Linked DNA regions of Homo sapiens: region 2 is linked to region 1. Evidence: chromatin contacts called from ENCODE Hi-C or POLR2A ChIA-PET data. All regions are on one chromosome and are shown on one strand. Each heading gives the region's core, a stretch centred on a gene start or an enhancer-like site at or near the end of the contact. The rest is flanking DNA. Distances are from core to core; before and after follow the strand shown.

Region 1 (7,665 bases), core at 4,035-6,534:
AACATGACATAAAGGTAGAGAAAACTACATTTACAAAAGCAACAAAGAATAATAAATTTAACAAGAAATTTGTAAAATATATATGAAGAAAACTTTAAAACACTCTCAAAAGACATGAAATAGTTTGAAAAACTGGAACACCACTTTTTTTTTTTGTATGTGATGACTTAACATTAAAAACTAAAGTCTCCTTAAGTTAATTTTCAAAGTTCATTAAAAAAATACCAGTTTTCTTATGGAGCTAGGCAAGCTGATACTAATTTCAGGTGGAAAAATATGGAAGAATATCCAGGAAAACAAAAATAAAAGCTATGAAAGGGGACTACATCTACCAGTCACTAAAACATATTCTAAGGCCTCTAAAATAAAAACAGTGGTCCTTGTGCATGACAAGAAAGAGCAGTACAACCGAAAAGAAAGTCCAGAAGTAAACCCAAATACATATGGGAATTTAGTATGCAATAAAGGTGGCATCTCAAATCACTTGGACAAAGATGGACTTAACAATTGGTTAGCCATTTAGAAAAAGATAAAAAGTTTGATCCATACCTCATACTAGGCAAAAGAATAAACTCCAAATGGGTCAGGAATCTAAATCTAAATAATGAAACCATACAAGTACTAGAAAAAAAAATGGGTGAATTCTTCTTTAACCTGGGTACAAGGAAAGGATTTCTAATTATGTTTCAAAATCCAGATGCAATAAAAGAAAAAATTGATAAATTTGACTATATTCTAAAAAAAACCCTTTTCATGACAAAACAAATAAGCCAAAAACTTCATAAAGACAAAAGACAACTGTGAAACTGGGAGAAAAAGGGTAATACCCCATTAATGTACTGTTAAAATTGAGACGAAAGACTTCTTTTGTGCTTAGGATATGAAAAGCTGCAATGAACATCTTTCCTTTCTCAATAATGAGAAAAACTCAGATGAACTACAAAGTCACAACCTTAACTGAAACCATCAGACACAGCTGGGTTGCAAGGTAACCAGGTAGCCTGAACTCCTGGGAAGGGCAAGCCCCCAAGGAGAAGTTCTCAGGCATGCACAGGGGAGTTGGCACTGACTAAAAAGCTCTTTCCTGTGTCCTTCTCTGGATGCTCAGTTTGGTGGGTACATTACCTTTTTACCTTTTTTTTTTCTGTAGGTTTCACATTTCTATAATAATTTTTTGAAGCCCTGAGAATTAAAGCAAGTTTCCACACTCCTAGAACCAGTTTTAAACCCATTCAATTAATCAACTGCCTCAGTAAAACTTGTTTTGAAAAACCCCTCCTTTCTCAAAGTCAGCCAATGACAGGTTCACTCCAATAAATTCAGTGGAGAATTAATAACAGTCTTACCAGAATATCTACTCTTCTACAGGTGATGGCAAACCCTTTTGCCTCTGAAATGCACCTATTCCTGAACTCTGTATTCCCCAAAGCTCCATAGAGCATCAGCAGCCAGCTCTGCTTGGGGAGACTGTGCCGACCCAGCATAGCTTTTCCTTATTAGAGTACACAGTAAATCCAGTTTCGTTGCTTTTTTTTATTTTTATTTTTTTTGAGGCAGGGTCTTGCTATGTCACACAGGCTGGAGTGCAGTGGTGCAATCACGGCTGACTGCAGCTTCTATTTCCTGGGCTCAAGTGATTCTCCCACCTCAGCTGGGGCTACAGGCGCATGTCACCACACCTGGCTAAGTTTTGTATTTTTGGAGAGATGAGGTTTCGCCATGTTGCCCAGGCTGGTCTCCAATTCCTGAGTATAAGCAATATCCCCACCTCAGCCTCCCAGAGTGTTGGGTTTCCAGGTGTGAACCACGGTGCCTGGCCCAGTTTTGTTTCTTTTAGTTCAAATATTGATGGTTGACTCATAATTCCTTGACAAACCAAAGCTCCAAACTAACTAAAAAGATCATTTTGATTGTTGTGCGGGCAACATATCATAGAAATGCAACAACGGAAGTAGAGAGACCAATTGAGGCTGTTGAAAATCTTGCGTGAGAAGCAAACCCCTGGAGTTATAAAATAAAAAGAGAGTTTGGCATTAGAAACTATATGGAAATATTACCGTAAACAGAGTCAAAATAAATATATGCAGCTCCTATCAGCAACAAAGAGCCTATTTAATCAATAAGAAAAAGCCTCAATAATTCATCTGGAAAAATAAGCAAAGGATATGAAGATTATTCCTAGAACAAATATAAGTGGCTGTTAATCACATAAAAGAGGTTCAATATTCCTCAATATAATAGAAATATAAATTGAGACTGCACTATGATAGCAAATTTTCACTGATCATATTTGCAAAGACCAAAAATCTGGTAACAAGCTTGATTAGGATGGTGTGGCAAACAGACTGTTTCCAAGATCGTCCTCAAGAATAAGAACAATTTCTAGGCCACACTGCTGGGCTGAAAGGAAGAAAAACAACTGTGTGTAGTAACTCTGGAAGGATGCAAAATAATCTGATAATGATGATTACTTCCCAAGAGTACTGGGTATAGGGAGGCAGGAAAGACTCGCTTTGAACTTTATTCTCTTTGGTACTGTTTGAATGATATACACCAGATGTATCTCTCATCAAAATTAAGCAAAATAAAACAATTTAAAGAGTCTGTTGTGATTGTCTGGGAGAGATCATTCTGGTAAGAGGAGTAGTGATGGAGAACATGCACAATGAGGGTATATTTTGGAAGAGAGTTGACAAGACATGCTGAGGGAGTAGATGTAGGAGATGAAGTAAGCCATCAAGGATGACTGCTAGACTTGCGGATAGCAAGTGGTAGAGAGATGTCCCATTTACTTTGCTAAGGAACACTTAGGGAGGAATAGGTATAGCATGGGTGAGAGAACTCAAGGATTCTGTTTTAAATGTGATAAGTTTGAGATGCCTATTAGTCATCCACATCATCCACGTGATATCAAATAAACAGTTGGAATGGTAGTCTTAGGCTGAAGAAAGGAGTCTGGAATGAAGGTATTTTAGAGGCAACAGCATATAAATCCACACTGATAAACAGAAATACAATGTAAGCCACATAGGTAATTTTACATTTTCTAGCAGCCACATAAAAAGTAAAAATGGGTGGAATTAGTTTACACACACACATATATATATATAAACTAAAATAAAATTATATATATATAATTTTTTTTTTGAGATGGAGTCTCCCTCTGTCACCAGGCTGGAGTGCAGTGGCGCGATCTCGGCTCACTGCAACCTCTGCCTCCCGGGTTCAAGTGATTCTCCTGTCTCAGCCTCCTGAGTAGCTGGGACTACAGGCGGGTGCCACTACGCCCAGCTAAATTTTGTATTTTTAGTAGAGATGGGGTTTCACCATGTTGGCCAGGATGGTCTCGATCTCTTGACCTCAGGTGATCCACCCACCTCGGCCTCCCAAAGTGCTGGGATTACAGGCGTGAGTCACTGTGCCCGGCCAGTTTTAATATATATACATTTAACCTAATATCTGCAAAATATTATTTCAACATGTAATCAGTATTCAAATTAGGAGGTTATTCTATTTTTCATACAAGTCTTTGAAATCTGGTGTGTATTTTATACGTATTGCACATCTCCTTTCCAACTATCCACATTACAAATGATCAACAGCCACACATGGCTACCTACTGGACAGCAGAGGGAGGGTATTTAAAGTTATGGGAATGGATGAGTGGAAGAGAGCTCAGGAATGGGTCTTGCATCATTGAACATCTAGATTTTGAATAGAAGAGGAGGAGCTGACAAATGAGACAGCAAATGAGATAGGCCAGCAAAGTGGGAGGAACACAAGGCAAGTATGGTGCCAAGGAGGCTAAAAAGGAGTGGCTGTCAATTCCATCAATTGATAGAAGTTGAGTAAGATGACAGAGAAGTGACTAATGTATTTGGAAAGATGGAGTTATTACTCCTCTCGGCAAGACAGTTTTATTAGATCGGGAGCTCCTCCACTGGAGCTGAAGAGAGAATGGACTGTGAAAGTGGAGATATGTATAGACATCTCAAAGGCAGCACCTGATCCTTGACACTCTCTCCTACCTCCTTCTCTCTCTAAATTTTGATCTCTATTGGCGGCCCAAGCTAGAAATCTGGGAGACACTCTCAAGTCTTTCCTCTCTTTCAGATCGCATAGGCTATTATTTACAGTTATTCCCATTTTACCTCCTAAATAATTACTGATTTTCTTCTGTGCCATTCCTGCTTTTTATTGCTAACAGGCCCTCGTCATCTCTAATCGTTACGACTGCAGCATCTTCCTAATAATCCTCACAGTTTTCAGCCTCTAGCTTTGACGCCCTCAAAATTCTGTTAGTAAAGCCTGAGGGCTCCCAGAAAGCGACGATGGTGCTGTGCTGGCAGACCGAATGTTTTTTAAAACACAAAGCTTGCAGTCCTGCTGCTGTGCTCAAAATCCTTGCATGGCTCTTCTTGAAACAGGTTTAGTGTTTCTACTCGAGTTCCTTCTCTGTCGTTCAACACAAACACATACACACCCAGTTCTGTTTCACGCTTTTGTCTTTATTATCCCTCGTAACTGCCCGCCCTGCAACCAACCCGCTCAAACAAGCACCCTGACTGGCGCATTCTTACTCATTCTAGCCTGGGTTTCAACTTCAAGGAGCTTCAGCGCCCCTCACTCCCTTGCCCTGAAAGCTGGCTAAACTACGCACCTTTTCTCCCCTTTTGAAATGACCTTTCCAGATATTTCTATGGAATTCAGTGCCATTTTCTGCCGCTGTTCTCACCACATTCATTCATCATGTTTAGTTTTAAAAGTACCAGATTCTGTCGATTTCTCCAACTGAACTCTGAAATCTTTGAGGTCAGGGAGCTTGCCTCATTCTATTTTGTATTCCCAGTACGTGACACATGGCTGGACACACCAGAAATTGTCCGATCAAGTTTGTGGGTATTAAGAGTGGTCAAAGACGCTGGGGAGGGCAGTGCTGGGAGAAGGGCAGCGCGCGTCTTGGCGACCCCAGCGCAGTTCGAACTACTCCGGAGTCTGGTGTGGAGCCGAGAGGGAGCCCCGCACTTTTCTCCCCGCGGAGCTGCGCTGAGTCTGAAATAGGTGTACGCGTCAGCGGGGCAGGAAACGGAAAGACAGTGCAGTAATTGGTGGAAAGCTGGAAGTGGGCACCTCGAGGGCCTCAGCCCCACGAACACAGTCACCCAGGAAAAGCGAACCGCGCCAGGCCCTGTCATCGACCGCTGGGTCCGTCCTCCCAGCGCTCGCGGCCGCTCACATGGGCGTGGCCCTGCGTGACCTGCCGGGGCGTCACGTGAGCTCCCGGAGTCATGTGACCGCCGTCTTGACAGTGTTCCACGGGCGCTGCTTCCTGCCTGGGTTTGGAGTTGTCACCACTTTCCCCTCTCCGTCTCCTGCGGGCGCAATGGAGGAGGAGGATGAGGAAGCGCGGGCGCTCCTGGCAGGCGGCCCTGACGAGGCCGACAGAGGTGCCCCGGCCGCCCCTGGAGCCCTGCCGGCCCTCTGCGACCCCAGTCGCCTGGCGCACCGGCTTTTGGTGCTGTTACTGATGTGCTTCCTTGGCTTTGGTGAGCCGGCCGGGTGGGTTGGGGCTGATCTTTAAGGAATTCCCGACTTTCTCTTCGAGGTAGATCGTCATCGTGGTCACTGGTGCCACGGGGCCTCAGCGCAGCTTCTGTCTTAAGCTCCTGGGCCTCCTTATTTTCCCCTTTGCGATCGATTCCAGCCACACCTGTGGATGTTGCTAGTTACTCCGCGTCCGGAACGTGGAGGTCGAGGGACTGAGCTGGGCGAGTTTTGTGGCACTCCTTTGCTCTTCAGTAAGTCCCAGGGGCTAGCGACTCGCCCTAGAGGCGATAGATATGAAGGTAACTCCAGATTTTCAAGGTTCCTCTTTTGGCACACGTGGTCGGAGGAAATTCAGAAAGCTTTAACTGTTCCTAAACAACTTTTGTTTGTTTGGTTTTAGGTGAGACAGGGGCTTGCTCTGTCACCCAGCCCGGAGTGCAGTGTTGTGAAAGTGGCTTACTGCAGCCTCCACCTCCTGGGTTCAAGCAATCCTCCCGCCTCAGCCTCCCGAGTAGCTGGGACCACAGATGGGGCGCCACCACACCCGGCTTTATTATTATTATTATTTTTAGACACAGGGTCTTACAATGTTGTCCAGCTTTTAAAAAACGTGAATGATTTCGTCGGCAGTCTTCTATATATTTTTCACCCTCTTTGAGAAAATGTATGAGTGTGTCTTGCTGATAGCTTCAGTGAATAGATATTGTTCTCTTAATCTTCCACTCTGCCACTGTGAAGCAATCATATTGGACGGGACTTGTGGTAGTCTTGACAGTGGTTGGTTTCTCTTATGAAATCTGATGTCTCCGAAAACAGTTTCTTGATAATTAGAAAAAAATTTTCCTTCCTATGTTACAGTTTTTAATTTATTAAGCAAAATTCTAATATTAATTTGGTATGAATGTGTTTTTCAGGAGGCTAGCTGGAGCCCGTGTAATCAGCAGGTTTAAGAACATTATGGTGGATAACTATTCTAGCGCTGAACATATAAGTAGACATGAAGGATGCTTTGGGCTTTGGTTTCCTTGCAACTCCTTTTTCCCCCCTCCCCTGTTTTTTAAAAGATGATGCCCATCCATTAGCTTTAAAGCAGGACGTTGAATCCTTAAAAGAGATTAAAGCAGGGTTTAGAAACAACCACCACCACAACAAAGAAAGAACAACAATAAAACATTAAAAAAAATGGTCCCCACTCAAGCAGACAGACAGTTTTTGGTAAATTCTGGTTATCTGCCTAGAATTCAGAAGCCAGATTCATTCCTTTCTAATGACAGTTTTTATTGTCATTAGAACCAATAGCCTCGTGCACTTGTAGAGTTAGTAGAGCTATGGAGGCAATATTTTCTTGTAGCCTACGAAGGAATCTCAATTATTTTATCTTTAAAATAAATCCGAGTGCATGGTCAGATCTCTCCCTACTTCTCTCTTTCCAGTTCCCCCAAAGACATGTTTTAATTTAATCCTTTAGAATTCTCAGTTTCATTTTTTTTTCACTCCTGGCCCTGTATTCACTAAATTATTTGATTTTGGGTAGTTTGTAGAATTAGAGAACTTGTTTCAAATATTGGTTTTGTCAGAATGGTTACACTCCATTCCTTTGTCCTTAAGCTAACATTATTAGGAAACTGATGAGGTTGTAAAGTTTTTAGTGTATGTGTGTTTGTAAATAAGGAAATAAATAAAATATAGATGCTTCATGAAGATATTAATAAAATAGTATATGTGTGAAGCATGATGAAAGTAAAATAGAAAAATATTTAATTGTTGGTTGTTGACTTTTTAATTCAGGTTCCCAGTATTTGCTGTGTATGAACACTACCAATTTATGGAAGTTATTTGATATAACTTAGAAAATACTGGTGGATAAGGAAGTGGTTCAGAAATATTTCTGTAGTGTCAACCCGTAGTATCAGCATTTAAAATTGTAATTTCAGTAGCAACTGCAACTTGAAACTTTTATATGGGAAGTATTATTACTTATAAAGTATTTGCTCTTTTCTAGGCAGCTATTTTTGCTATGATAATCCTGCTGCCCTTCAGACTCAAGTTAAACGAGTAAGTTGATTTTTCACTCTTGTTTCTTTTGTTTTCTTTAGAGCAAGTGTAGCGGTGGAGGCA
Region 2 (6,998 bases), core at 3,776-6,275, 970 kb after region 1:
CTATTTTACTTTGCCATCACATGATGCTTAAATCACTGAAAGAGGTTTCCCCTTTTCCCATTGCTCTATTCCATCTGCATCCTGCTTTCCAGGACACCTCCCTTCAGGTGGCTGGGTGGCTGCTCCCTCCCTCTTAAGAGAAAACAACAAGAGAGCAAGGAGATCACTTGTCACATCCAACCAGTCTTTACTCCTGTTGTTTAAAAAAGGAAAGGAATCATTTTTAAATTAGAGAAGAGCTCTAGCTGTAGACTCAACACATTTTAAGTGCAGTTTTATTATTTTTTAGTGCCTCTGACAGGTGCATTTTCCTCATTTAATGAGAAGATAAGAACAATTTTAATTGACACGTTAATTGAAAGCAAATTCTTCTGACGAAGTTATTTCCAAAGTACTTGAAAATAATGTGTCTTTTTATTTGTTTATACTATTAGCTAGTAGCACACTTTTTAAATTACCTACATTTCTTCCTAGAATGGTACTAATTATAGGTTATTTTCAATGTATTATTCTGTAAGAATTACAGCCCAGTTACTTCTTCCCCATCAATGACACACTACTAAAGTAGCTTGAATGGCTGAGTAGTTTATTTCCTTAGTTACTTGGGCTATGTTTAAATTACACAAGTGTCTGTTTTTGTAGACTGAATTAAGATGTCTTTAGTATTCCTACAAAATACAGTAAAGTTTATAAGTTTAATAAGTTGTGTGATTCTGCAGCCTGGGGCACAGCATTGAAAACATTCTGTGTGGAATGCAGCTATCACTTATTCCTGTTAGTTAGAGAGCATGACATGACAGTGTTAAAATTTTTTTTTCTTTTTACTGTAACTGGAAATTACCAGGGTGAAATGTATTCTGTGTTTCAACCTTTTACCTTGAAATATCTAGTACTATAATGAAAAGTTCTTTGCCTACTTTCCTATTTATGATGATTTTTGCTTAAGAGCTGCAAAGGCTGCTCTGTCTACTGGCATGTACTCTAGACTTCAAAGAAATATGGTTAGGTTTTTGTCTTTGTTGTTTTTTTTTTTTTTTAAATTAGGTTGCAGGCAAACCACATGTAAACAATTCTTAAAATTTTGAAAATATACCATTAGTTCTGGGGCTATCTATGTGTATATACAATTAAGTTATTATTGGATGGAGCATTGTATTTTAGAACAGTCTTTGAAAATGTAGTTTGATTAAAATAAATCTTTGCCTACCAATTAGTTTGTACATAGTGGACCTTCAAGACATCCTCAGGAAAATTTTCAGGATGCACATCTAAAAAACAGAGGCAGATATCCTCATCACACTTGAAGAGCTTCTTGAACAACTCACCACTGGCATCACCTCACCTCCCTCCATCCCTTCCTGCTCTGCCTGCATTTCCAGTTCCAGACTCCTTGCTGGCATTCCTGACAGAAATCTTACACCTGACAAAAATCAGGCCAGACTCATCAATTTCTGATTTTGGTTCCCGGCTCTTTTGGTGACATCATAACTACTTTTTTTTCAGACAGTCTCGCTCTGTCGCCCAGGCTGCAGTACAGTGGCACAATCTCGACTCGCTGCAACCCCCATCTCCCAGTTTCAAGCAATTCTCATGCCTCAGCCTCCGGAGTAGCTGGTAGTACTACAGGTGCCCACCACCATGCCCAACTAACTTTTTAGGGATGGGGTTTCTCCATGTTGGCCAGACTGGTCTCGAACTCCTGACCTCAAGTGATCCACCCGCCTTGGCCTCCCAAGTGCTGGGATTATAGGCGTGAGCCACCACGCCCGGCCCATAACTACTTTTATCTTGAATTCTCTCTTGTCTTCTTATGGGTATGTCTCTTAACAGTCCAACTATCTTAAGTCCTCCCTCCCCCTTAAACACATATTACACATTCCCTGAAGTGTAGACATTTTATATACAGTTGTTATCTGGTTGGTTAATGTATTTTGTGCCAGCCTTTCTCTTTAGTTCTTTAATTTACTCAAAGTTGCTACACTATAAACTTTCTTATTAGTGCTAAAGTAGTAATTCCAGGTCCTTTCTTAAAAGCTTATCCAAATGCTGTGATGTTGCATTTGCATTTTATTTATTTATTTATTTTTTGAGACGGAATCTTGCTCTGTCGCCTAGGCTGGAGTACAGTGGCGCAATCTCAGCTCACTGCAAACTCCGCCTCCCGGGTTCAAGTGATTCTCCTGCCTCAGCCTCCTGAGTAGCTGGGACTACAGGTGCCAGCCACCATGCCCGGCTAATTTTTGTATTTTTACTAGAGACGGGATTTCACTATGTTGGCCAGGCTAGTCTCGAACTCCTGACCTCAAGTGATCCGCCTGCCTCAGCCTCCCAAAGTGCTGGGATTACAGGCATGAGCCACTGCGCCCGGCCTACATTTGCACTTTAAAATAGAAATTTGTTTTTATTTCTGGACCTCTGTCGCTGAAGAGATGAATGGTCTTGTTTTCTTACTTTTGAAAATCGGTCCTTAGTGTTTTAATGAAAAGGGCGTTTGCGGGTGCTTTTCCTTAGTTGCTTGATGCTCCCTGTGCTCTCAGCACAAATGCACTTTCTACTGTCACAGGGAGACTATTTTGCACTAAACCTTTGTAGAAATTCAAGTGTCAATTGTGAAATTGAGCATTTTCAATAGAAGGGTAATAGGATTTTAGAGATAGACAGGGATTCTGGGAGATCATCTCATCAAATGCTATTTTCAAAGGAGGAAACTAAGGTCTGTGAAGATTACACATCTTCACCTAACTTCCTCAGCCCAAGCCTGACCCAGCCTCAAGTCACCCGACTCCTAATTCCCACTTTTAATGACCTGTGCCCCCACTTCAGTGCTTCAACAGATGCCACCTTTTTAAATTGTTTTTTTTTTCTTTTAAAAATGAATGGGTGTTCCCCAAATTTAATTTGGAGTACAGATCCAGTTTCATAATTTAAGAGCTTCCAAAACTGGAAGTAGATTCTAATTTTTATCATTTGATAGAAAAGATTTCATTTTGTTGATTTTTTTCTTTTTTTAAACCTATGTTGTCAGAACAATTATAAAATTGCTTTCTTCCTTTTAAACTTCAGCTCATCACTGTGTATATTTCTAGCAACAGAACAGTGCTCTCCCTGGATGATAGAAAGCTAGCGGAGAGAAGATCTCTGTGTGGCTCACCCCACAAGTGAAGACAGATTTTGTTCTATCTAAAGAGTACCCTCCAAAAGGAGAAATAACAAAACCAAGAAAAGGCTAGTAGGAAAGTATTTGTGGGGTTCAGAAGCAGCCCATAAAATAGTCTAGATTAAGATGCCTGGCGTAGTTAGAATATGTGTGAGAACTTCTTATTCCGACTTGTATGCCACTTACTTGTACTTAGAATTTAAAAGGCTTGCTGATTTGTAGTGTTTTTGAGTGTTCCCTGGTGAGAGCAAGAAATAGAAAAATGAATATAAGGACAGGGAAATACATTTGGATTTTTATTTGTGTATTTCCCCAGTTAAATTTGTAGGGCTGAACTGTCCTTAATTATTTGTTTCATATCCAGGATAGTTGTAATAATAATCATTCTCCTTCACTTACCAAGTCTCTCTTAAAATCTGCAAGAGCTCTCCTTGTTTCTCAGATGGTCTTGCTTCTTTTTGTTGTCTGTGTGTTTGTTTTGTCTTAGTTTTGGCTACTACTTCCCTTTTGTGAATAATTATCTTCCTGTCTTCTGAAAATGGAAGATAAAAAAATAATAAAATAAAAAGTAATTGTTGCCCTTTATATATATCTGTTAAATAATTATGTCAAGCATGTTCTCCACTGATCCTTATCACTTGTCTTTATCTGTTCTCATTTATGCATATACTTAATCTAATTTTTTCTCTCCACTGACCGATTTTTCAATATTTGCATCATTTTATGTTATTTTCATTTTTTTCCTACTCTTGGGGTATATTTCCCGTAAAGTGTAGGTAGTTCAAAAGATGATGTTTAGGCTAGGAAAAGCCCAGGTGGTAGGAATGATCCCAACCAGTGTTTTGTTCAGCCCCAGGTTGATAGTTTTTTAAAAGGTACTTGTAAACCCATTTTTTTGCTTCCTCTAACCAATATGAGGTTGTATTAAAGCCAAACTTACTGAAAGCTAAAGTTACCAACTTTCTTAGTCTGACTTTGTGTATCAGATTTTCCAATTATTGCCACTTGTATCTGTACATTTTACTGATGCCTCTGTATCTCCACCCAAACATTTCATATGTATGTGTAATCAAATAACCTCTTTGGCTTATCCATCATCAGCAATATCACATTAATCATTTTTTTTCTTTTTTTTCTTCCATTTCTCAGAGTCTCTTCTTAGTATTTATGGTTCATGAAAGTGACTGTGCATCTTTCTTCCTTGGGATATTAGCATAGTAGACCCAAACAAAAAGCTTCAATTTTTATGGATTCCAAGAAGCAGTGCATTAGTCTGCAGCTGATTTCTGCAAATTCATCAATTCAAGAGGGTTTTATTGCCCATGTCTGAGATGATTGATCCCTTCAAAACTCTGCCGTATAGAAATAAATGTCTTAGTTATTCACAGAGTTAGTTTTTTGTTTTTGTTTTACAAAGTATTACAAAAAGCTTCTATCAGGAAAGTGTGTGGGGTTGGGCTTTTCCAGGTGCAGAGGCAGGTGATTCTCCATTTGCCACAGGTTGCTGGAGCTGCTTTTCAGGATGCTTGGGAAAGGGCAGAAACCCTCTGCAGCCTCCCAGCCAGGCCTGCAGACAGCGGATGGTCTGTCTGTGCCTCCCTGGGCATACCCCAGCTGATTGGGTCATGCTGTTGCCCCTCAGCAGCACACACCCCTTGCTTCCTCCTCTGAGATCTCCCCACTGTGGTCCTCAGCCTGCCTGTTTCGCCTTTCTCTCCTGTGCAGGTTACCAATTCAAAGTCCCTAAGAAAGTGGCTCATCTAGCACAGGGTGCCTCTGGTGGCCAGGACCCCCTGCCAGGCCCACTCTTGTACTGTTTGTTGTTGGAGAGATGAGGGCAGGCACTCCCTAGCCACCCAGCTGTGCCAGTGTTGGCCTGCTCACACGTGGGTTGTAGGCGTGCCTGGAACAAAACAATTGGTAAGTCCTGGCAGCTCCTAAATGAATGTAACTGGATTCTGCTTCCTTCTTGGTTTGCCATATATGGAGAGAACTTTGCTTTCTGAAAAATTTTAAAGGGAATGAGGTAATTTCCTCATAATTCCTAAGATCTCCGGCAGTGTTGTAAATTTAGATTTGAGGTTAGAGTACTAAAAAATAAAAACAAAAGCAGAAAAGCTGCTGTGCTCTGAAATGCCAGGGTGTTTTTAATGTCAAGTCCAGCAGCATAATAGCTTTTACCTCTTTTCCCCACCTAAAGAAAGAGTAGTGTTAAACTTATTTCCAAAATAAAAGGAGTCTGAACCTCTAGGAAACTGGTACAGTATCATCTTAGAAAAGAACCTAAATGCTAATCTACACTCATAAAAATAACATGTTTTCAAATAGTTTCAGAACCAATTCAGTCTCCTGTTTTTCTCTTCATGATACCAGTAGCTAAAAATTACCCTACTTAATGAAAATTGCAGACAATTTTTTTTCTTTATGCAGTCTTACATAATTTTTGGTCCATTTTGACCTAGTCTGACATTTTATTTTGAACAACTACATCTTAAGTGTTCTGTCTTTTTTTTTTTTTTTTTTTTTTGGAAGATTTATTGTGAAGAGCGAAAGAACAAAGCTTCAACAGTGTGGAAGGGGACCTGAATGGGTTGCCCAGTGCTCTGTCCTTTTTGTTTCCACTCTAAAATTGGTTCGGCAAGGAGTAAGAGAGTAGACCACTGGCATTTTATTTTTGAACACTCGAATTGTATAACCAGTAATCTGTTAGAGTTGTTATCCATCTTACAGTGACCCCATCATCTGACCCAAATAGCGTTTAAAATAAGAGCTCGTTCTAGAAGAACAACTTTAGGCAGCAGTAACTTTAAAACATTTTGAATACCTGCTCTACTGTGGTATAGTGATCTAAATATTAGATTTATTTTTCTTGTGTCTCATATAGAAACTCTAAACAAAGCAGATGAACAGTTGTGTCTGTACTAACACGTGACTAAAACCTCTATAGAGTTCCAGTGTGCTGAAAGCCAAATTAAAGTTCTCTTTTTTTAGTAAACAATCACACTGGGAATGAGAATATTAGAGCTAAGAGGGAGGCCAGAGCAAGGGTGGTAAACGCGGATGCTTCCAGAGGTCACATAGATAACCCACTGGAGCAGTGGGCCCAGTGGGAGAGGACCATGGTGTCCTGGAAGGTATGTCCCAGGGGTAAAGGGGCAGCTGCTGTCACTTGCCGCCTGACTTCGTGCCATGCCAGAACATGATGTCAGTGTTCTGATGTGTCAGGAGAAGCCCAAGATCCAAGCCTGAGATGTTATGAGAACTATCTTGACTATTACATATTGGCAAACAACTTTAAACATACATATACATTTGTGAGACTAACAAATATCTGCTGTCCAGAATACTGCCCCTAGGCTACCAGTTACCCATCTTGCTCCTAATCCAACCTCCTCACTTTTCATATGAGAAAACTGAGATCCAAAGAGGCTAAATGTCTTACCTGAAATGAGGATAAGTTGGGGCAAGGTGGGACCATTTGCCAAGAGGTCTGGTGAGATTGTAGAAGTAAGAAATCTTAAGGAGGAAAACCCATGAAGGAGTGTTGCTCTTATTTATTGACACCAGAGTAGCTTTTTTTTTCTCCTTTCAATGCTTAAAATAATGAGAAATAATAACATCCAAAGGAAAAAAACAAGACCCACTACACACCTCTATTTCACTTAATTTTTATACACATCCCATTACTTAGCATTTACTTTTCTCTTTCATCTTCAAAGCAGTTCAAAAATTGATTTGTTATTTGTAGTCAGGGAACTGTGTCATGATTTATTTTTTATTATTTATTAATAATAAAAAGGGAAGAACTCCTTAAGAACAGAGTATCTGAAATATAAACACA

Evidence for each region. Hi-C counts contacts between places; a loop is a spot of excess contacts on that map. ChIA-PET counts read pairs that join two places held with the same protein, here RNA polymerase II (POLR2A). Pooled maps may share reads with other maps.
Region 2: POLR2A ChIA-PET joins it to region 1 with 13 read pairs in BJ. The contact joins the enhancer-like site here to the promoter of MFSD1 in region 1. A Hi-C loop is called at or near these places in 7 of 50 pooled maps. POLR2A ChIA-PET finds 5 or more read pairs at or near these places in 2 of 52 experiments (BJ and PC-9).

What each region holds. Positions count from the first base shown.
Region 1 is chr3:158,796,770-158,804,434 of GRCh38, forward strand. It overlaps MFSD1 (major facilitator superfamily domain containing 1), which reads left to right and starts at 5,285. Exons shown (of 16, transcript NM_022736.4): 1 at 5,285-5,546; 2 at 7,550-7,602. The coding sequence starts at 5,384.
Region 2 is chr3:159,770,671-159,777,668 of GRCh38, forward strand. All of the region lies in intron 4 of IQCJ-SCHIP1 (IQCJ-SCHIP1 readthrough), which reads left to right. All of the region lies in intron 2 of SCHIP1 (schwannomin interacting protein 1), which reads left to right. Among named protein-coding and RNA genes, the nearest start is that of IQCJ-SCHIP1-AS1, 5.6 kb to the left of the region's middle. RefSeq lists an enhancer at 4,290-4,835. Within about 2 kb of position 5,026, at least 13 of the 41 ENCODE cell types and tissues checked have a DNase peak (open chromatin) inside an H3K27ac peak, as active enhancers do.